2 separate regions of the Homo sapiens genome follow, and region 2 is linked to region 1. Evidence: read pairs that join two places in POLR2A ChIA-PET (ENCODE). Cell type or tissue: GM12878. All regions are shown on one strand. Links, peaks and the distances in the headings refer to the core of each region. The heading gives the core; the rest is flanking DNA. Region 1 overlaps HPCAL1 (hippocalcin like 1). Region 2 overlaps MIR3681HG (MIR3681 host gene).

What was found. ChIA-PET counts read pairs that join two places held together with the same protein. Peaks named below come from ENCODE experiments on the same cell type or tissue, not always from the same donor. Only the 100,000 strongest peaks of a DNase experiment are listed, where the experiment ranks them.
Region 2: POLR2A ChIA-PET joins it to region 1 with 5 read pairs; 1 of 35 experiments calls an interaction of 5 or more read pairs at or near these places.

Annotation. Positions count from the first base shown.
Region 1 is chr2:10,373,930-10,385,935 of GRCh38, reverse strand. The region is part of intron 1 of HPCAL1 (hippocalcin like 1); the gene reads right to left. Among named protein-coding and RNA genes, the nearest start is that of SNORA80B, 67 kb to the left of the region's middle. RefSeq lists enhancers at 2,334-2,987, 2,988-3,643, 11,470-12,006. In GM12878, for the core only: no CTCF peak of the experiment used is centred there; a DNase peak (open chromatin) is centred at 7,556.
Region 2 is chr2:12,289,691-12,301,696 of GRCh38, reverse strand. The region is part of intron 3 of MIR3681HG (MIR3681 host gene); the gene reads right to left. Among named protein-coding and RNA genes, the nearest start is that of MIR3681, 97 kb to the right of the region's middle. In GM12878, for the core only: no CTCF peak of the experiment used is centred there; a DNase peak (open chromatin) is centred at 7,606; H3K27ac peaks cover 395 bases.

The sequences.
Region 1 (12,006 bases), core at 6,168-8,667:
GAAAAGCCCCCAGAGAGGAGAGGCTCCGGACACCCCCCGACACGAGGCCGACAAATCAGCAGCCTGGAACCAGGCGTCCAGGGCAGTGGGGGATTAAGCCAAATTCTCCTGCTGAAATCACTTAATCAGGAGCCTACAGAACATGTGGGGGCTCGGCTGCAGATGAAGGAATAAGTCATCTGAAAACAGAAATAAATTATTCATTCCCTGCAAATGAGCAGCCTCTGGGTTCCCACAGCAGCCGTCGCGCCACAAACATCCAAAAGGCTCGGCAAATCCTATTAGTGACACCACGCGGCCAAGCAGACACCGGATTCTGCCATCGTCCATGCAGACAGCTTGCCGTGATCTCCTCTACAGCTTCTCATTCTGCATCCGCAAGTGAAATCAGCCCAGCACATTGGATGAAAAAATCACAGCCCAGCCCGGCCTCCGAGAGAAGCAGCAAGTGTCTGCACCCAAGGAACTTGGATCACCAAGCCTCCCTGCCAGGGAAGCAAGCCTGGAGCAGGTGCTTGCTAGAATGCAGATTCCTGGGCCCTGTCCCACACAACCTCCAGGGGTTCAGCCCTGCATTCCCGACAAGTGACCGGGAGCTGAAGCCACCAGTAGGAAGCACTGGGGTCCTGGAGTCCCCCAGGGACGTAAGCTCGGCAGGCCAGCCTCACGCCACTGGGCAGCCTTAGGTCAGATTCTCAGCCTCTCCAGGCCCAGGGGCTGGGAGGGGCTGATGGGAAGATGGCAAGGACCACCGCACAGCTGCTCACTCACATGCGCACTCAGTGGAGGCCACTCATGGTGGGGTCTTCCTGTCACCTCTATCTTTTTTTTTTTTTTTGAGACGGAGTCTTGCTCTATCGCCAGGCTGGCTCACTGCAACCTTCACCTCCCGGGTTCAAGTGATTCTCCTGCCTCAACCTCCCAAGTAGCTGGGATTACAGGCGTGTGCCACCATGCCCAGCTAATTTTTGTATTTTTAGTAGAGACGGGGTTTCACCATGTTGGCCAGGATGGTCTCCATCTCTTGACCTTGTGATCCACCCACCTCGGCCTCCCAAAGCGTTGGGATTACAGGCATGAGCCACCGCACCCAGCCTGTCGCCTCTATCTTTATTTTCACATCTTTGATTTCAGTCTGCTCAGCTCACTTCACAATCAGAAAGAGAAGTCTTGAGGCTTTCTTTAAAAGTGCCAGCCCCGGCTGCCACTGCACTGTTTACTCTGCCTAGAACACTCCCTAACTCCCCAGTGAACTGCTCTTCCTTCAGACCCCAGCTCAGGGTCCCTCCCTAGGGAAGCCCCTGAAACTCCCAGCTGCTGGCTTTCATAGCACTGAGCACCTCCCCTTCATCCACTCTGCCACCGAGATTCCACTTTTCTGGGATTTGCAGATTAGCATCTGTAGCCCCATGGGGGAGGGGGCCTTGCCCCAGTGCCCAGCACAGCACCGTGCACCAAGCAAGCATGGCAGTTTGTGGAGGGCAGTAGTGAGTGTGAGCGAGGGGACACCACAGATGGTAACCTGGGCTCTCCTCTCTCCCCAGGGTGGGTGCCCAAAACCCTTCCCTCCAGACATCCCACGGGGATGTGTGGAGGGTGTTCTCTCCCTCCACCCCTCTCCTCCCACAAGGGGTATTTTGCAAGAACACCACTGGCAGCCCCATCCACTCCTAGTGAGGGGAAGCAGCTCATCTGATGTGACTGAAGAAAGAAATGACCTTCCTGCCGGGCCGCCACCTCCCTCACCTTGTCCCCACCCTGAGGGAGGAGGTCTGGGGTTGTTCTTTTGTCTGCCTAGGATTGGGAAGTTTATTTTAAAGGGTGGGGCAAGTATTAGGATGCTGATTCTTGCCATGGAGCCAGCTTACCAATCCAGAGCCACCAGCAAAAGGTGTGTGTGTGTGTGGGTGTGTGTGTGTACGCGATGTATATGCATGTGTAATTATATGTACACACATATAATTTAGTGACTTCAACCTGAGTGATTTTCCCGGGTACATTTGGCAATGTCTGGAGATATTTTTGGTTATTACAACTGGGGAGTTGAGGGGACATGCCTACCAGCATCTTATGGGTAGGGCCAAGGATACTGCTCAATACCCCACAATGCACAGGACAGCCCCCCCTTCCCCGCACACACCAAAGAATTATGCTTCTCCAAATGGCAACAGTGCTGAGGTGAGGAGACTCGACAAATATATTCCCCTACTGGTCACCTCTTAGATTTACCTTTTTTTTCTTTTCTTTTCTTTTTTTTTTGAGAAAGGGTCTCACTCAGGGCTGGGTGGCTCACACTTGTAATCCCAGCACTTTGGCAGGCTGAAGTGGGCAGATCACTTGAGGCCAGGAGTTTGAGACCAGCCTGGCCAACATAGTGAAACCCAGTCTCTACTAAAAATACAAAAATTAGCTGGGTGTGGTGGCAGGTGCCTGTAATCGCAGCTACTTGGCAGGCTGAGGCAAAAGAATTGCTTAAACTTGGGAGGTGGAGGTTGCAGTGAGCCGAGATCGTGCCACTGCACTCCAGCCTGGGCAACAGAGCAAGATGCGGTCTGAAAAAAAAGGGGGGTGGGTCTCACTCTGTCACCCAGGCTGGAGCACAGTGGCGCGATCTTGGCTCACTGCAGCCTCAACCTCTTGGGCTCAAGTGATCCTCCTACCTCAGCCTCCTGAGTAGCTGGGACCACAGGCACATGACACCACGCCAGGCTAGTTTTGTTTACTTTTGTAGAGAGGAGGTCTTACTATGTTGCCCAGGCTGGTCAGGACTCCTGGGCTCAAGCAGTCCTCCTGCCTCAGCTTCCCAAAGTGCTGGGATGACAGGCATGAGCCGCCGCGCCCAGCCAGATTCACCTTTTGACTAGTTGCAGACTCTAATGGTAAGGGGTTGCAGATTAAACCACGCCTCATTCCCAGAGGAGGAGTCAAAGGTGCTGCAGGGTGTCCCGCACACCACTGCCCTGGAGAGTGGTGCACAAGCGAGCCGCCACTCCCCTCCTGTTCTTAAACAGGAAGGAGCTCGAGGAAACGCAGCTTCAAGTGCTCAGGAAAAGGGCTGAGTGCCCTGTGGTGTGGCTGGGCAGAAACAGGAAGGTGTGCAGCCTTCACGGCTGGTTTGCTGTGGAGAGCACACTCCCACACTCAGCAGCTGCAGCCGGGCACAGGAGGTCTTCACTGGGTCCCACACGGGAGCAGGGAGGGGGTGGTGCATGCGGCTTCTCATCCAGAACCTCATAGAGCTGTTTGGTTCCTGCCTCTACTCTAGCTGACTTGCTTGGGATGCGTGGCCCTCCACGCAGTGCTTTGCATGTGGTCATTTCCCTTTTTTTTTTTTTTTTTTTTAATTAATGAACTTTATTTTTTAGAGCTGTTTAGTTCACAGCAAAATCGCGTGGAAAGCACAGAGTTCTCTACATACCTCCTGCCCTCCCTACTACCAGGGTGGCTGTTTGTTACAACGGATGAACCCGCCTTGTCTCTTCACACGTCATTATCACCCAAGTCCGTAGGTTACATTAGGACTCACTGCTGGTGCTGTATATTCTATGGGTTTTGACAACTGTGCAATGACATGGCTCCCCCACTACAGTATCACACAGAGCAGTTTCACTGCCTTAAAAATGCCCTGTGCTCTGCCTGCTCATCCCTCCCTCCCTCCTAACCCGTAGGAACCACTGATCTGTTTATTATCTCCATCGCTTTGCCTTTCCTAGGATATCATAGAGTTGCAATCCTCCATAGGCATAGCCTTTTCAGATTGGCTTCTCTCACCTACTCATATGCAGATGAGTTCCCCCATGTCTTTTCATGGCTTGCTAGCTCATTTCTTCTTAGTGCTGTGGAATAATATTCCATTGTCTGGATGCACCACAGCTAATTTATCCATTCACCTGCTGAAGGACACCTTCGCTGCCTCCAAGTTCCAGCTGTTATGAATAATCGTGAATAAAGTCGCTATGAACACCCATGTGCAGGTTTTTGTGTGGACATAAGTTTTTTTAACTCCTCTGGGTAAATATCAAGGAGCATGATTGTTGGATCACAGGGTAAAAGTGTGTTTAGCTTTCTAAGGATTTGTCAAACTGTCTTCCAAGGTGGCTGTACTGTTTTGCGTTCCCACCAGCAGTGAGTGAGGCTTCCTGTGGCTTCACATCCTCCCTCGCATTTGGTGCTGAGTGTCCTGGATTTGGGCCATTCTCATCGGTGTTTGCTTTGATTTACAATTCCCTGACAGCCATTTGTTTTTAAGCCACATTACTTTAAGATCACACAGGACCAATCTTTACTGTGAACCAAAGTCTCAAAATTGCCATCAGGGATCCCAAATGACATGATGCTCTGGCGGCGCAGAGCACCTGGGCAGGAGGTGATATAAAGGGAGGATACCCCAAGTTGCCCAGAAGACAGGCTGACAAACATTGTCCCTGTAGTCCTGCCTGATGTGACAACGCCCTGTCTACACTGGAACACGAACATCTCCACGCAGTGCGCATTACAGTCCAGAAGGAGCGTCGCATCCACTTTGTCACTTAATGCCTGGAAACCCAGACCTGAGGTGGGAGGAAACTTGCTGGAGCCACACAGCGGGAAGGGAGAGTCAAGGTCCCTGTGCAGAGCTTTGGCTGGGGCTCAGCAGAGCCACGTCTCTGTTGTTCAAAGCACAACGTAACATCCTTGTGGAATCTTTAAGGAGCTTAGATGCCTCCTTGCTTAGACTAAGGGCCTATCTGGTATTTCACAGATACATGCATCTCCTGGGTGGTGCCCACCTCAGGGGCACCTGCACACCTCAGACCGGGCCATCAGGCATCCTGGGGCCCCACTCTGCTCACCAGCCCCCATGAGAACTCCGGGGCTGCCTCTGTCCTGCACAAGCACTGATCCAGAGGTCCCAGGCCATCAAGATCCCCAGCGGTTCCCACACTTGAACTTTCTTATCAGGGTGGTGGGCTGGTCTTCAAGCTGGAATAGAAGTCTCATTTAGGCACTCTTTCGCTTATTCAAAACATTCTTAATTGGACTCCTACTATGTGCCAGTCACCATCCTAAGATGCAGCAGAGAACAAGAATGATTCCTGTTTTCAAGGAACCCGCAGTGTGATAAGTGCCCAGGAGATTTTGCGGCCAATGATATGTGCCATAGGTGAGTGAGTGCAGGATGCCAGGGGAGTCCGCAGAAGGGCCTCCAGCCCCACCTGGAATCTGGGAAGGCTTCCCAGAGGAGGTGACATCTAAACAGAGACTTGAAGAGTGAATAATAGTCATGCAGAGAGAAAGAGAAAATGGGGAGGGGTGGGTTGTAGGGAGCAACCCTGCTAGGGACTTTACAAGAAGCTACACCCAGACAGAAGTAGCTCAGCCCTGCAGGAAGGTGGCCCTCTGTGGACACACCATGGAGGCCAGTGGGTGATGGCAGTCAGCACCCCCAGCTTTCTAGGCCTGAATGGATCACAGCTGGGGAGGCCTTTGGCCCAGAGCCAGAAGGCTTGTCCCAGCAGACTGGTCTGGCTGGAAAAATCCCAATTCAACAACACAAGCAGCGCACACCCACCCACACCCCTGCCCCAGCAGACCCTACATAAATAGTCCCCAGATCTCGTGGGCCCTGGTGTGCCCACTAAGATGGGGGCTGAGCCCAGGGGACATACATGTGGCTTATTTGCCAACCTGCCCACACACTTCCTCACTACCCCAGAGCACAGAAGCTGCTGTCTCCAGACCAAGCAAACCTTGCACACTTCTGACTGAGAGCTGCATTTGTTTTTCTTAATTGCGAATCTACTGTGGCCAAGGGAAAAGCCGCCCAACAATTGCACAACACACTCAGTCTGCAGCTCTGAGACGCAGGTACTCGTGCAATTAAATCTGTGCAGAGCTTTTCTGAAGTGGTTCTAATTCCTGCCTGGACCTCCAGATGGACTCAGGTCAGGAATCCACCTTCCCTAACAAGAGGGCATGCCTGACTTGGGGGAGCTTTGTCCAAAGTATTCATGGTTGGGCCACATCTGATTCCAGTTGAGGGGGGCTGCAGTATAGCCAGCATGGACAGACTAAGAAAGAGCCACTGGTTCTGAGTGTGCGCTCAAGCCTCTTCAATGCTATTGTCTCCCAAACCTATACTCTCATGAATGGACGACTCTATACTTAAACCAGAGTGCAAAGCCTGCCTTTAACCCTGTGAAATTTTATCTTATTTTCAGCTCATCTTTTCAAGCGACCAGAGCCTCTGGAATTTAATAGCATTCCAGTTTTGCACCCTTAGCCAATCTGATGTACATACCAGGGCTGATAAAGCAGATGGGGGAACTGCTGGCATGGTTAAGGCAAAGCCTATTGAGAGACATCCAGTGGTCATGGTCATCCCATCACTCAAGGCCTTGGAGGCCGGGCCATCGGACCATCTGCGCAGCTATCTAACTGTACCACTGCTCAGCTCCCATTGCAGAAGGGTCAGCCACGGCCATAGCTCCTGCTCATAGCCCAGCCCAGCCCACCAAGAAAAGGAGCCAGGCCTGTCCACTCCCACATCCATCCACCCTCAGGAGCCCCATGGGCCACACCCATGGGGTGTCACAAACACTTTCCCTCCAAAGTAACTTCCACAAGCAACACCTCGCTCATCCTCACAATTTTTCTGGGAAACCAGTTGTGAGGGACATTTACAAGCAGAAAGAGGGAGGCACGGGTTTTTGGAAAGCTGCAAGGCTGGACTTCAAATGTAGTCTTCGGAATCACGCACTGGCCCAGGTGGACAAATTTTTATATTTTTAGTAGAGATGGGGGTTTCACCATGTTGGCCAGGCTGGTCTCGAACTCCTGACCTCAAGTGATCTGCCCGTCTTGGCCTCACAAAGTGCTGGGATTACAGGTAGGAGCGACCGCACCCGACCGCAAATATTTTTAATGATACAGGAAATGAATGATATTGTCTTAAGTGGAAAGAAAAAGCGGGACCTGAAACAAATACATAGCATGACTCAATTACAGCATGAGTCTGTCCGCCTCGCTGTAAATGAATACTGACCAGAAGAAATGGACCCATATGTCTGCTGTGATGATCTCTGAATTGTAGGATTATGCATTATAATTGTTTCTGTATTTTCCACATTTTCTACCGTGAGGATTTAACATCTATAACCAGCTCAGGTGCCCAGCAAACAGCAGCCTCTCTCCAGTTCCTCCCTGGAACATGCAATGTGGTCATGGACTGAACGGCTGTGCCCTCTCCTCAAATGTGTACCCAGGCGCCCTAACCCCGAGGGCGATGGTGGTAGGGGGTGGGGCCTTTGGAAAGTAATTAGGTTGCGGTGAGGTCAGGAGAGTGAGGCCCCCATGATGGTATTAGTGTCCTTGTAAGAAGAGGAAGAGACTATAGTTTGCTCTCATTCCACAGGAGGACACAGAGAAAAAAGCCACCTGCAAAGCAGGAAGAGCCCTCCCCAGAACCTGACAATGCGGACGCCCTGATCTAGACCTCCCGCCTCCAGAGCTGAGTATGTGTCTGCATTTAGGCGGCCCGGTCCATGGAGCTTTGTTATGGCAGCAGGTGAGAGCTGAGGCAAGCACCCTCCTTTATCGGGACAGGAAGTAAAACTAACAGCTGCAACCAAATCTGTCTGGCCCTGCACAAGCCTTGGAAATATTAACTGTGTGTGCAAACGAGTCCCACACCTCCCTTCAAAGCAGTAAAAAAAAAAAAAAAAAAAAAAAAACATGAAACCACCTTTCTCTACTTTTTCTTGGGCAAGTAGCTGCAGAATCCTGACTCTGCAAGACGGCAGAGAATTCAGATGCTGGCACCATCCTTAGGGTCCCGCCATGTCCTAAACCCCATCAAGAACCTTAAACCCAGACAAGTTACCCCAGAAGAGCCAGTGTCATCCCATCCTCCAATGTCCAGCCTGTCGTGAGGTCACAGGACTGGAAATTACCGCCTTGGTCAATTAAGGCCTTCAGTCCAAAGTCGAAACGCCTCCCCGCCTCACCCGTGCCCTCAACCAGCATCTTCGCCGCCTCCTTGCACTCTCTGAAATGCCCTCCCTGTGCCTGCCCCGTCCCCTTGGTGGCTTGCCGCCCTTGAATACCCTCCCCCGTGCCTGGCCCCCCTCGGTGGCTCACCACCCTGGGGATGGGGATGGGGATTCTGGTGTCCCTTTATGTTTCTGTGTTCACTGTTCACACTGGACTCAGTTCCTCAAGAGAACACCCTCATAACCTTTTGTATCTTGGTGCCCGGCCAGGGTCTGCCCTCAGAGTGCATGCTCAGCCAGGGCTGCTCAGGAGGTGCCAGTGTGGGGAGGTGGGCAGGACACGGGAGCCAGGGGGAGGAGGGGGCTGCCGAGAGCTGGCAGGGGGCTTCAGAGGTGGCAGGGGCCCTGCCGACAGAGGGTGGAAGAGTGTGTGCGGGCAGACAGTGCGTGAAAGGACAGGGATGGGGGTGTGGTCGTGACACTCAGATGGCAGCAGGTGGGCACAGCAGGTGCCCGCGGCGAGTGAGAGTTGTTGACTGTACTGGTGTCCACAGAGTTGAGCAGCCGGCAGAATGCCAGTTACCTTTGCAAGCACTGTTCAGACACCTTTCCAGGTAAAGCACTGCTGGTGTGAAGCAGTGGAAAGGTGCAGCCTGGGGCCTGGCTCGGGGGCAGGGTTGCATTTGCTGCGGCTCCACTCAGCCGCCTTCCACCTGCCATTCGGGGCGGCGCGGCCTGCGTGGCAGCCTCCTCACACCTCTCAACAGCGCTTTCTAGAAGGATGCAGCCTCACTATTGAACAGCAGGATGTTCATTAAAGAAGTTAACGGTGCACACCCAGGAACAGAGTACTGCCTTCAAATTTGGGCCACAAGGGATGATTTTAATAACACAGGACAACATATCTGATTAATACAATACAGTATGTATTGTATTACATACATGTATTGTACTACACACAATACAATACGGTATGTATTGTACTACACACAATACAATACGGTATGTATTGTACTACACACAATACAATACGGTATGTATTGTACTACACACAATACAATACGCTATGTATTGTACTACACACAATACAATACGCTATGTATTGTACTACACACAATACAATACGGTATGTATTGTATTATATACTGTTACAATACAGTATGTAAAAATGTTCTGTTTATGGCAAACTTAAATAAAATATGCATTTTGTGACAGTCAAGAGATATAAAGGCTGGGGGCAGTGGCTCACACCTGTAATCCCAGCACTTTGGGAAGCCGAGGCGGGCAGATCACTTGAGATCAGGAGTTCAAGACCAGTCTGGCTAACATGGTAAAGCCCCATCTCTACTAAAAAATACAAAAATTAACCAGGTGTGGTGATGCACGCCTGTAATCCCAGCTACTTGGGAGGCTGAGGCAGGAGGATTGCTTGAACCCAGGAAGTGGAAGTTGCAGTGAGCCGAGATTGTGCCACTGCACTGCAGCTTGGGTGAGTGAGACCCAATCTCAAAAAAAAAAAAGAGGGATTTTTTTTGTAAAGTCAAGTTTATTAAGGTATACTTTACACACAATTAAGTTCATCCTTTTAGGTGTACAGGTCACTAAGTTTTGACAAATGTGTAACCATCAACATAACAATTTCAGCACAAGACTGAAATCTTTTAAAATTATGTTAATAAATGGCTATGGCTAATGTGTTAGTCTGTTTGCATTATTACAAAGGAGTACCTGAGACTGGGGAATTTATAAAGAAAAGTGTCTTAATTGGCTCACAGTTCTGCAGCCTGTACAGGAAGCGTGGTGCCAGCATCTGCTTCTGGTGTAGCTTACGATCATGGTGGGAGGCGATGGGGAGCCAATGTGTCACATGGCAAGAGTGGGAACAAAAGAATAGGGAGGTGACACACTCTTTTAATCGACCAAATTGCTCACTCATCACCAGGGGGATGGCCCAAGCCATTCATGAGGAATCTGCCCCCCTGATCCAATCAACTCCCACCAGACCCCTCCTGCAATGCTGGGGATCACATTTCAACATGGACTTGGAGGGGACACGCATCCAAACCACATCAGCTACTATAATTATTTATTGTCTCCGCAGCTACTCTCTTGAATTATGTCATTAATTTGAGAGTTTGTCAATCGATTCCTTCGGGCCGTAAGGGAGCCAGCACCTGCTGAGTGCCTACCATGCATAAGGGGCTGTCATGGGGCTGTGTTTGGTTTCACTTCTTCCTTCAACTCTCAGAGAAAGGTATGATCCCTGTCCCTGTTGTACAGTGAGGGAACTAAAGTCTGGAAGGTAAGCACCCTGTCCCAGGTCACACAGCTGCTAACAGGATGATCTGGGCTCAAATTGATGTCAATTCTGACTTCAGAGTTTATGTTAACCCAACACGCCACACTGCAAACAACATCACCGTAATTTGTGTTCTTGGCTAACCACTTTTCTTCAAGCTTCCTAAAGGACACGAAATGGGAGTGGTGGTCGTACCTATGCCCCCTGGCCCCCCTCCCCCACGGCTCTGATGCACAGGGAGCTGTTGCTCCGCAGCTGAGGCCCCCAGGAAAGCCCCGAGTCCTGGGAGGGGCCACTGAGTGTCCAGGTGGGAGGGGCTCCCTCATCAGCCCTGTCCTGCCTGGTGAATTCTAGGTAAGAACAAAGTGTTGCTAAGTGGAAAAAACAAAAAACAAAAACAGGTTGTAAAATAGTAGATATGGAATGATCTCACTTATAGAATTATATCTATAGGAATATGCATCCAGCCAGGGCCTGCTGGGGCAGGGCACACTGTACTCCAAAATGTTACCTCTCCCGACAGGACTGTGGGTGGAAATGCTTTCCTCCCCTTCCCCGCCTCTTTTCTCTTCTGTGACTTTCTAGTATTTCTTCCCTAAAGGCAGCTGACTATGGGAGAGGTCTTCAGCTCCCCTCCAGGCTCCCAGCTCTCTGCCAAGGCCTACTCCTCTGCGGCTGGCCCAAGGAATTCTTCCATGACACGGCCCCCCAACCCATCTCTTCCTCCTTCTGTCCAGTCAGTATTTTAAGGCACCTATTCTCTGGGTGAATAAGGACAAGGGGTCCAGCCCCAGGGAGTTCTCCACTCTGGTGGAGGACACAGCAACAGCCAACATCAGCCAACAACAATCAACAAAAAGGATAAGATTACAGGCAGGGCCACGGCTGAAAGGCAGTGATCAGGGCGCCTCCTCTACGCCGTAGGGTGGAACTGCCGCCTCCACTCTGAGACCTCCCTGCTGGTGCCCAGCTCAACCCCAGGCCCTTTCCAAGAAGCCTTCTCAGAACCACATGCTATAGTTGAATTAAATACGCCCGTGTCTGTCTCCCTGCATTTCTGGAGGGCAAGGTCTGGTTCCACCGCACCTCTTGCCCTGTCCCCCGCATGGGCCCTGCAGACAGGATGCCTCCTGCTGGACCGTCAGCTCCCTGAGGGCAGGCAGGCTCGGTCTCCTTGCATCCTGAAGAGGAACAGCTGTCGCTGTAAACCTTAAAGACCACAGCAAGAACAAGAATGGTCAACACAAAATCTTGTAACGCAGGTGCCAATACTGCAACAAAGCAACCAAAAGCCAGAAGGCTGCACACCACTGTGTGTGACTGTGTGAGAAGGCGACCACCAGTGATTTTTTTTTTTTGCCCTGTATTTTGCCAATTTTCTGATATGTTCTTACATCACTCTTATAATTAAAATAAGTGTTTTATGCAGCCCGTTGTCCCAGGGCTCTGGCGTTCTGCCCCACTGACCTCGAGGACTCAGCTGAGACTGGGGATTCGAGACTCGGGGGACTTAGGATGCCCTGAAGGAAGGAAGGAGCCTGCAGCATCTGGAGCACTGCAGGCAGCAGAAGCAAGAGCCGCTGCCTGTGGGGAAGCAGGCGGGCCGGGCCAGGCCACCCGAGCTCCAGGGCCAGCCAGCCATGAGACTAGGGGACAGAGGACTTGGCCAGGACGGACTTTCCCAGAGGCCCAAAGGATAAAAACAGACCTCCTGACCCAAATGCATCATAAAGCCAA
Region 2 (12,006 bases), core at 6,202-8,701, 1.9 Mb before region 1:
GACCTGGTCATACCTCTCTGGCCTGTCTCCTCCCACCCTTTTATTGGGCACTCTGCTCAGCCACTCACACCCCTAGATGTCCATCCACTGTGAGGCCAGGCGTCTTACATCCAGGCACCTAGCACATAGTAGGGATCCAAATATATGCTCTAGGGGAGGAAATGAATTAAGGGATTGTAGCTGTGAAGAGATTGCCTGTGATGTTGGGCGTTACTCAAGCTCTCCCACTCCCCGTGGGAGGCTGGGAGCATCAATTCTGTTAGCGAACTACCTCCTGTATTCTCAGCCATGGCTTCATCTTCTCTCTTTCACCCCAGAACGAATGCCCACTGTTTGGCATTGCTGGCCTACTCTCTCAATCCCCTCTTTTTGGAAAACCTCTACATGTTCTTCCATCCAGATGTGGGTGATAATTCTGCCATTCAACTACGGCAACCTAGCCCTGCCTGACCTCAGCAAGGCCGGCATCTGAGCTGTCTGCCTCCTAATACTGTAAAATAGGCCGAGTCACCCTCATATGACAATTGAGGAGCTAAAGTTCACAGCGAGTCAGGGACTTGCAGAAGTCCTACAGCTGGATTTAAACCCAAGCCTTTGTAACTCCAAAGCCGGCACTTGGCCCATTAAACCACCTTCATTCATGCATAAGTAAAGTTGGAAAGTTTCATTATTTCCCATCCAGAGGAAACTTTAAAACCTTCCTCCACCCCCAGCTCCACAACTCCACTGGCATCTCCACAGTGGCAAAGCTTTTGTGTGTGTGAATATAAACAAGCGGTAATGAATGGGAAACATACTGAACTACTGACCTTTCAAAGTTCTGGAATTCTATGAATTAAATCTTCTTTGTTTAAAAATTTGAACCTATTGTTTCCCCCTTGATCCCTGAGCAATATAGCTTCTCCAGAAGCAAGAGCAGGCCATCTGATTATAACAAATGTTAGAATATCTTTTCTGAGGTATAATTTTATCCAATAGGACATAGGGAGCCATTGAAGGTTTTTCAGTGGGACAGGCACATGACCATCTCTATATTTAGGAAACAGCAATGTAGAAGATGGGTCTGCAAGTTGGCACTGGTGCCAAGGAAACCACTGAGGCAAAACAAGAAACGAAGGAGAATTAAACAAATGCTGAAGAGGTATGGAGAGAGAGGAAGGAACATTGAGGAGGAATATTATTCCTCACCAGAATGCATGCTCCAAGAAAGCAGAAACATATCATACTTACTCACTGCTCTGTTTTTAGCACCCAGAACAATGTTTGGCAAATAGTCAATGCTCAAAGAATGTTTTAAATTTTGTAAACATTGTCATGGAGGACTGAAAGAATGTTGAGTGTTTTAGTAAGAAAGAGACGGCAGTCAGCACACCTAAGAATCATTTCAGGATCATGCCTGGGGACTGAGGGAAAAATTGGGGAGGAAAACCGAAAGGAAGTCATACACATGAAATAAACATCAAGTACTCTTCTGCAACTGCTCAAGGCATCCATTGTGACACCCTGGCAATCAGCGCTCCAGGAAGAGGCAGGCACAAACCTGCCTGGGAATTGTATAAGAACCTTCCAGCCATCCAGGTAGGTAATATCACAGCAGCCTCTGATCATTCCCACTTCTTTACTGTTGATAACCAGTTGCAAACATCTATTGATTAAACATCTGCATTATCTCTTGCATCTCCTTGCCATAGTTTGGATGTTTGACCCCCTACAATTCTCAGGTTGAAACTTGATCCCCAGTGTTAGAGGAGGCCTAATAGGAGGTGTTTGGATCATGGGAGTGGATCCCTCATTAATAGATTAATGCCCTTCCTGGTAAGAGTCATGAGTAAGTGCTTGCTCTATTCATTCCTACAAGAGCTGGTTGGGAAAAAAAAAAAAAAAAACAAAACAAAACGTAGAACCTCCCCTGTCTCTTTCTCTCTTGCTCTCTCTCTCTCTCTGTCTCACCTCTTCTCTTGCTTTGTGATGTCTGTACATACTAGTTCCCCTTCTTCCACCATGAGTGGAAACAGCCTGTGGCCCTCATCAGATGCAGATGCTGGTGCCATGCTTCTTGTAGTCTGCAGAACTGTGAGCCAAATAAACCTCTTTTTGTTATAAACTACCCAGCATCAGATATTCCTTTACAAGAACACAAAACAGACTAAGACATCCCTCCTCCCCATCTCCATTATCACTACCCTAGCTCACTCTTCATCACCCTCAGGGCTTTCAGCTGAACCATGGGCACTGTATCACTGAGCAATATAGCTTCTTCAGGAGCAAGAGCAGAACATCTGATTATAGCAGATGTTAGGATGTTTGCTTCTGAGATATGATTTTATCCAATAGGAAACAGGGAGCCATTGAATGTTTTCGAGTGGGACAGACACAGGATCATGTCTGTGCTTAAAAAATCAGCAATGTGGAAGATGGGTCTGCAAGTTGGCATTGCTGCCATGGGGACCACTGGGGCAAAAAAAAAGGAAATGAGCACTATAGTTCATTTGTCAGGGATGCCATCTCCCCGACACCATGTGCTCTAGACACTGCTCACCCTCAAAGTCACTAACAGATTATTCTTTACTTAAGTATAGTTATGATTACGGTGACCTCCTACTCAAAACTACTCTAGCCTTCCTTTTGCCTAGCAAATCTCCATTTCTTGACTTACCACCAAGACTCTTCCATATGTGTCCTCAATCGTGCCAGTCAGCCTCATTTCCCACCACCGATTTTCATACCCCATTTCCATCAAACCATTCTCACTCTAGTTTCTGTACATTTTCTCCCTGTTTCCTTAACTAGGAATACCATTCATCATATACTGCAGTTGCCATTTTTTTCTGCAAAGCATTCCCTCAGCCTTCTCTTTGACTCTTCAAGGGAACTTATTTGAAACCCTTTTATGATAACAATCACTTTCTGCCTTAGATTATGCTCATCTATGCACATATCTTATTTTTTCTAATAGACCCTGAGTCCTCAAAAACTAGGATTTGTATTATTTTTAACCCTCCAGAGGCCTAGTCCTTTATTTGACCTAATTTGTAATTCAGTAAAAGGAAATGAATAAATTAAGGACAGTCTGGTTTTAATTATTATATAAAAATAGGTCCAACAAAAACATCACTCTAGAGTCCATAGAAGTGGATGATCAGGACTTAAAAGCAGATCGCACACTGTTCTAGCTGGGAAAATATGCTGGAATAGTGAAACTACTATTTAAATGGAAAGTGTCTAATGGTTTTTGCCATGGAAGTTTGCATATTTATGTTAACTGCAAAGATAAAGAGAATACGAGCACATATGTGGTGGTGAATTGCTAGATTAAGAAATACAGAGACCATCCTTCAAGAAAACCATGAGGCTGGTGGGGGCTGATGAGACTCTTGACACTTTGTGAAAAACTTCCAAATAATGCAGTGTAGGCTGCAAGCACTGACATACAACTGATGTCTGATTCAGAAACAACAACTAATAATAAGATCTAAGAGTTAATGATTACTCTCTATGTGCTCAGAAACTTCTATGATTTATGCATGTCTAATTAGTACCTAATTTTCACCTTAAAATAATCCTATGAGTTGGATAAAATCTGAAACATAGAGAATCTCACTAACTTTCCCAAGATTGGTGGTCTTTCTATTTAATGTACCAATACTCTAAGTTGAATCCTTTCTTCATATTAGATTGAGAGAAATTTCCTTTTTCCCTTTGGAACTTAAGAAAGAGAATTATCACTGTCTAGTCCAGTGGTCCTCAAGTTGTAATTAATGGCCCCATAGAAAGGAGAAAAGGATTCTGAAACTCAAAGACACTGTATTATTGGACAGACCTAAGCACTGACGTAAACATCTCTATTTGTATTTTCTTTATTTTCCTTATAATTTGAACTTCTGACTGAGAGTTTATTGAAAGAAAATATCCTCCCACCTTAAAAAACTATTTCATTAGTTTCATCAAAACTATTTCATTATCTATTAGTAGATGCCTTACCTTTGTAAAGCTCCATTTGAAAAGCTATGTGCTGATAAACTGCTTATAATAGAGCCAAGAACACAAAACATGCTCTGTAAAGGTTAACTATAGATACAATTATCATCATCGTCTTCATTATTTCATTTGCTATGTCTCTCAGAATTCTTATTTGCATCCCCTGTGAGCTTAATATGACCATCTTCATGTAACAAATGTGAAAGCATAGCATTAAGGTGTTAATGATTTATTTATAAGGTCACAAAGCCAATAAGTAAAGGGATTAAACTTTCCATTGCTCTTAGGGTCAACATCAAGTTCTCAACAAGATGCACATGACCTCGTGCTGTCTGACTGTTCTCCATACCTTCAGCCTCAACTCACCCCGCTCTCTAGTATTCACTCCCCCACACCATCTGCACTCTGGTAATGGTGGGGAAAGTGCCTGCATGGCCATCTTTGAAGTTCCTCAGGTGTGCTCCTCTCCTCCCACCATAGCACCAACCACACACTTGTCCCTCCTCCTGTAACTGTTCCACAATCCACTCCTTTTCTCCTTGACCCAAGTCAAGTTGAATGACATCATACTTGACTCCAGTCCAAGCCAGGTCCCCTTCTTACACAGTCTCATAAAACTGGATACTTCTCCTTCCTAGTGCTTGTCTCAGTGTGTAATTACATGCTTATTATGTATGACTATTTGACTGATGTCTGAATTTTCCAATAGTTGATTATCTTCATGAAGACAGTGCTCATTATATCTCCAGATTCTTGGTACACATAGGCAGTAGAAATAATTGCTGAGCAAATATGTAAAGCCCATTGTTTTTCTCACATAGTTCTTTCTTCCCCACAACATTCCTACAATCTAAGGAAGGTTTCAGTTTCTACTTAAAGAGAAAAACTGGAGTTGGCCACTTAGCTTATTAGTATTTTCTCGAAGCTACCATTAGAAAAGGGTTCATCTTGTAAAATTCTTTGAGCTAGGAAGAGGGATGATCTAGGATGTTATCAGCAAACACAAGACCTGAGACTAAAACTGAGCTGTAGACACCTGAATAAGCCCTGCCTGACCTCTTCTGTCTGCATGCTAATATTCACAGATCTGCTGAGGCATTTCTGTGCTTCTCTGCCTGCCTTGATGAGGCTTTCGCTGGGAAAAAAGCCAGCCTCTGCAGCCTTCGGAGCTCCATGTGGTGAACACCAGTTGTCACCATGGGTGACACTAGCCTCAGTTTCTTCTAATCTGTCTGGAGCCCACATTGGCCTCATGGGCTTGAAGGCATCGGCCTCAATGATGGTTTCTCACTGTAGGATGATGGTGAGCGGGCACCACAGGAACCTACACCTGCCTCATTTGTCCCTGCTGGAACTTGCTGCCTTTGTCCCACACCCTGCAGGGCAGCTGAAGCTAGGTGGCCTGTTTCCTACAACAGCACGAGAGGACAGTCCCTGTGCTTGTAGCTTCTGGGGACTCCTCACCCTTGATCACTCCCAGCTCACAATCTCTCAGTGGTCCCTCCATTCCTCTGCCTGCTTTTGCTCACATTTAGACACAATTGTTCTAGAGGAGAATGAGCTCCATCAATCCAAACTACAGACTCAGAATTAGGAGCTTTACAGTTCAGCTCCTCCAGGTGCTTTAACATTTTCTTGGTAGAAAACGATGCCTTTGGCTTGTTTTAAAACCACATTTGCTTCCTTTGCTCAGGTCTCCTTAAGCACCAGGAAATGAAGACAGAAGGGCAGATATAGATACTTATTTTTGAGATTTAGTTCCAGGATTATTATTTCATCTGGGGCTTTCAACAAACTTGCAAGGCAGGCATTTTAATCTCCATTTTATAGATGAAGGAGCAGAAGAATTTCAAGCTATTACAAGTGACGTTTACAAAGGATGTCAGAGACGTAAAGGTTGAAAGACAACAACCTGGCCCACAAATTCTCTCAAATCAACAGAAGCAACAACAATAATAATACAAAGACTTTTTAAAGCCTACCTTTGATATTTGGAAAAATAATCCTTTTTCAAGAACAATATTACAGATTTACCTTCTATATGATGGTTGGTAGCACACATACATATTTTCCCATTTTAACCTTACTCCAACTCTCTGAGACAGAGTTAGAATGTGTAATTGTTTACTACATGTATCTAAGGAAACTGAGGCTTAGAGGAGTTATAGGCAAATACAAGGTCACAAATGTGGCAGTAGAGCTTGATCGTAAACCAGTTCTGCATGGCTTTGTCACAGAAGCTCAACAGGGTAGAGGAGGGAGGAGACAGTGCACCATATGCTTGTCTTGGAGAGGTGGAGTGGGCAACGATCCTTCGAACCAGCTTTTTGTGGAGCCACATATAGCCTGGGAGGTAGTTTTGTTCTAGCTTGACCCTAATGTCATGCCAGATTCTGGGGGGGTAATTCTTATAACTACTTACAAGTCAGCCTGCCTTTTGTTTTTGGTCTAGAGAAATTGGTATAGCATGGGGAGGATGGAGAGAGAGAGAAGGCATGGTAGTTTCCACTTTTGTCCTATACTTCTGATGTTAAACATGAACCTGGATGTTGGAATAAAAAGACTGGTGCCCAGCTCTAGCACTCCAACTAATTACCTGTGTCACCTTGGGCATGCAGCCTCCCTACATCTGTAAAAAGTGAATAAAAGTTCTCACTCACAACTCAAAGTCTGCATTGGAAATTTTGGATGAAGTGAGGGCAAGTCAGCTCTCTTCTCTGGGCCTCAATTTCCCTAAATTTCTCCCCAAAATGGTAAGGCAGACTAGATGATCTCACCCAAGTACCATGCCAGGTGTTTCACACATAGTTACTCATGTCGTTTGCTCAACAAATCTGCACATTCTGTATTATTATCCTCAATTTACAAACAAAGCAATTGAATTCCAGAGTAGTTAAGAAATCTGATCAAAATAGCAAGGCTCAGATGGAGAGCAAAGATTAAAACCCAGGACTAGGAACCCGCTATGTTATCAGACCCACACTTTCAGTTGATAGATTCTCTTCTCTTAGTTGTACAAGGGAGTAGCAATGGTGTTAAAACCAGGCATGGGAGGAGAGACTGTATTAGTGACTACTGATTAAGAAAGAAAAAGAAGAGAGGTCCAAGGAAGCATACTTGCTTCCATTGATGGGACAGTCAGGGCAAGCTGGGAGGGATGGTCATGCTCTTTAGGAGCGATGTCAACCCTGGCCACCTCCCCACTCACCTCCGGTCACTCTGCCACATTAGGTCTCACTTAATCAGGGAAAAATTCTTAGTCCTCTCCATCCCCAAGAGTCAGTTATGTACTCTCCTTCTGTGTTCTCATAGCAGCTTATGCTTATACTTATCACACTATTAAGTGCACTCTTTTTTAATGATCCATTTATTTCTCTTGACTTTTCCCCAAGCTTCAAATGCAGCGAGTGGATTTAATTCATAGTTACAAGTCCAGTGCATGAAATAGCATCTACAGCAACCCATTCCTGGAATAAATGAATGAACATGGAAATTGAGCACGTATTTGCTGCACACTATCAAGATCTTACAGCTCATTCTGTACCTAGATTATGTGTGAAGTCAGTGTTCAGCAGATCAAGATATCTCATAATTTCAGGATCCTAAAAGCTGTGGGAACCACATGAGTTCTTTTCACACAATGACTCATGTTAACCCCAAGTTTCATTTTGAATTCAAAGATTCAAAGCAGAAAACATGCTTCTTGGTTAACTCAAATTTCAACTAGGCCTCAACTGCATATATTTGCATCATTTCCCCCAACTCTTTAGCTCTTCCTTGGTTCAAGACCCTCTTTCTCAACCTTTCCATTTACAGTGCATTTCATAAAAGCATGGTGGTTGTGTAGATAATAAATTGACTCCCCGTTACTTCCCAAAAGCTCTGATATGGAAATCATATGGGTGACTAACTTTCTTCTCCTATATTTAAGATTTTTCTGAATCTACTTGTAAATATTATTGGTCTCTGATCCAAACGATCCATTTGGTACTACAGTAGCTTTTAAGGGGTTTACCCTGGAAATAAGACCCATGACATGACAGACAGCCAAAGCAGCCAACAATGTATTCAGTAATAAACAGTAGGAGTTGACTTTCCAATGTTTCTTTCTTTTTTTTTAAGCCATTTGCAGTTAATATATTTTCTGCAAAACAACTGCAATATAATAATGACTGTCCTTTATTCATTCGACAAACATCTACTGAGTGTCAAACATGCATTAGGTATTGTTATAAAAATTAAAGGTAAAAACAAACGTGAGACTCAGGCTCTGGCCTTGGGGCATCCACTAGAGGAAAGAGGCTTAAACAAAAACAAAAACAAAAAACTACATTAAAATGAGATGAGCACAGTTGTCTCAGAAAATCAATATATACATCTATTAATATAATCTAGAAACCTATTTACTTGTATATAATTATTGCATAAACTGATGATCCTGGAACATTCTGACTAAAGGAAAACTTTGCTTATGAGCATTCAAATTAAATTATTTCAATCATTTTGTTTTAACCCATCAGGACTTTATTGTTGTTGCTGTTAGTTTATTATACAAAAGGAAAAATAAGGCAACAAAAAATTGACCTACGATCCCACCTGTGGATTGCATTCTATTTTTTTTAATTCTTTTTTTTCTTTTTTTTATTATTATACTTTAAGTTCTGGGGTACATGTGCAGAACGTGCAGGTTTGTTACATAGGTATACATATGCCATGGTGGTTTGCTGCACCCATCGGCCTGTCATCTACATTAGGTATTTCTCCTAATGCTATTCTTCCCCTAGCTCCCCACCCCCAACAGGCCCCGATGTGTGATATTACCCTCCCTGTGTCCATGTGTTCTCATTGTTCGACTCCCACTTACGAGTGAGAACATGCGGTGTTTGGTTTTCCGTTCTTGTATTAGTTTGCTAAGAATGATGGTTTCCACCTTTATCCATGTCCCTGCAAAGGACATGAACTCATCTTTTTTATGGATGCATAGTATTCCATGGTATATATGTGCCACATTTTCTTTATCCAGTCTATCATTGATAGGCATTTGGGTTGGTTGCAAGTCTTTGCTATTGTAAATAGTGCCACAATAAACATACGTGTGCATGTCTTTATAGTAGAATGATTTGTAATCCTTTGGGTATAACCCAATAACGGGATTTCTGGGTCAAATGGTTATTTCTAGTTCTAGATTCTTGAGGAATCGCCGCACTGTCTTCCACAAAGGTTGAACTAATTTATACTCCCACCAACAGTGTAAAAGAGAACCAGCAAATTAAGAATGCAATCCAACACTGTTGGTGGGATTGCATTCTTTGTTTGCTGGTTCTCATTTAAGATCTAGCGATCTGTGCCAGAGGAGAGTTGCTCTAATGGCTGGGCAGTGCTTATAGCTCTTTTACTTTTAGAAGGAAACAAGAGACAAAGAAAGCTGGGGAATTCTATAGAAAGTTCTACTTCTAGTTTCAATCCTAATTCTCTCTCCAAACCAAATTGAGAATCAGAAAAATTTACAGGAAAATGGTACCTGAGAGATTATTTCTTCCAATCTCTTCTTGTACTGATGAAGGACTCTAATGCTCAGAGAGAGGCAATATTATGGCCCAGATGAGACAGTGATGCTGGTGGGGGAAGCCCCATATGGAGAGGGGCAAACTCACGTCTTTTCTCATGGTTGTTTTTGTTGTTGTTGTTTTGTTTTGTTTTGTTTTGTTTTGTTGAGACAGGGTCTTGTTCTGTCACTCAGGCTGGAGTGCAGTGGCATGATCATAGCTCACTGCAGCTTCAACCTCCCAGGCTCAATTGATCCTCCCACCTCAGGCTTAGAAGTTGGCTGGGATTTCAGGTGCATGCCACCATGCCAGCTAATTTTTGCATTTTTTGGAGAGATGAGGTTTTGCCGTGTTTCCCAGGCTGTTCTCATGTCTTTTGTCCAAAGAAGAAAAACAAAAATGATAGAGACAATTTAGATGTGATGGGTATATACTTCTGATTGGGTCATAGAAAAATATTTTGGGTGTTTTATTTGAAAGCTGAAAAATAATGGATGAAGTTGCCTAGATCATGAAGAAAATGGGTTAAGCAAATTTGAACTTACTCCCTTCTATTTTTAAATCTCTCAAAAAGAGCACACTACGGAGCACTAGATCTAGATACTAAACTGTATACCAGTCATTTCTACCTGCAGATTTCACAGTCATATCCATCATATCCCAATCTTAGTCATTATCTCCATCTCACATTGCCATGAGACCACATCTCTTCTCAGGGAATGGAACCACTACCTGTCCAATGACCAAGCCAGAAATCTTGAATTCATCTTGGTCTCTTTCTCCAGCATCTTTCATATCAATCTAGTTTGAAGGGCAGTCTACTTTCCAAGTGAGAATTATATCATACAGAGAATTGGAATCAGAAGAAGAACGCATAACTATATTGCTCATATCCCAGAACAGAATGCCTTTCTACAATTTTATGTTGCCTTTTTCTTTTGACTTATTCCACTCATAACAACCATTCCCATCAAGCAATGGGATCTAACCCAGGTCCATGGCAGTTTTCAGAGAACACTAAAGCTACAAAAACAAAACACAGACATGCACAAGGAAATGGGCACCATGATGACAGCCAGCCAAAGCGGCAAACGATGTATTAAATACTGTGAAGTATTCAGACACTAAAATGCATAGGAGGAGTATAAGTGTTTACATATATGCTAGAATAAAACAGGGAATCTCTTAGGATTAAGAGATTATAAAAAAAATGACCAGGCATATTTGAAAAACAACTAAATAATTTTTCTAGAAATCAACACTGAAACATTCAAAGTGAGTTGACCACTGGATATAAATAAGCTGAAGGTTGAATATTTATGATGCAGCACAGCAAAACAAACTACTGTAAACTATCAAATAAATACTGAGAGACAGAGAATGAGGGAGATGCAACATAAAGAAAATCAGAGTTTGGGGAGGTTTGCATTGAAAAAGGGGACGAGGCAAAGTTTGAAGTCACAGTGACAAATTTTTCAAGACTGATAAAACATGGAGTCTTCTGAATTCAGGCAGCCCAACTCAACATACCTCAAATAGAATACATTTAAATTATCTAGACATAGTCTCATGAAACCAAAACCCACTGAAGACAAAGAGAATTCAAAAGCATCAGAAAGAAAGAGCAGATTCGCTACTAAGGAAAGGTAATTGTACCGACAGTAACTCACTACATCGGCAATGGAAACGAGAAGACAAGGAAGTAGTGTCTTCAAACCATTAAGAGACAATAACTGTCAGCAAAATATCTTTCAAGAATAAGAGCAAAATTTTAAGACCTAATATAAGCAAGCCTAATAATGTTTACTATCCACATATACACGCTAAACAAATTCAAAAATATGGTCTTCAGAAAGAAAGAAAATAACCCAAGAAGGAAGGTCTTAGAAGGAAGAAGAAATAGTGATCAAAAACAATAATGTAGGAGCCAGGAGCGGTGGCCCATGCCTGTAATCCTAGCACTTTGGGAGGCTGAGGCAGTCAGATCATCTGAGGTCAGGAGTTCGAGACCAGCCTGGCCAACATGTTGAAACCCCGTCTCTACTAAAAATACAAAAATTTTCTAGGAGTGGTGACACACGTCTGTAGTCCCAGACACTCAGGAGGCTGAGGCAGGAGAATTGCTTAAATCCGGGATTGCGCCACTGCACTCCAGCCTGGGTGACAAAGCAAGACTCTGTCTCAAAAAAAAAAAAAAAAACAACAACAACAACAAAAACCAATGACATGGGTAAATCTAAACAGATATTGATGGCAAAAACCATAATCATAATAAAAATATCTGATTCATGGGGTTAAAAAAAGAGGAGAAACTAAAATAATCTTGATAATTATACTCAGAAGGGGAATGATGGGAATAAAAAAAAGAGCCTAATATTGTTTAGGAGGAAGGTAAATTAACTTTTTAATGTGCCAATTTAATTATTATAATTTACAGGCTAATTAGTAAATATAGACTGTTTAATTTGCAAATGTTTTAAGT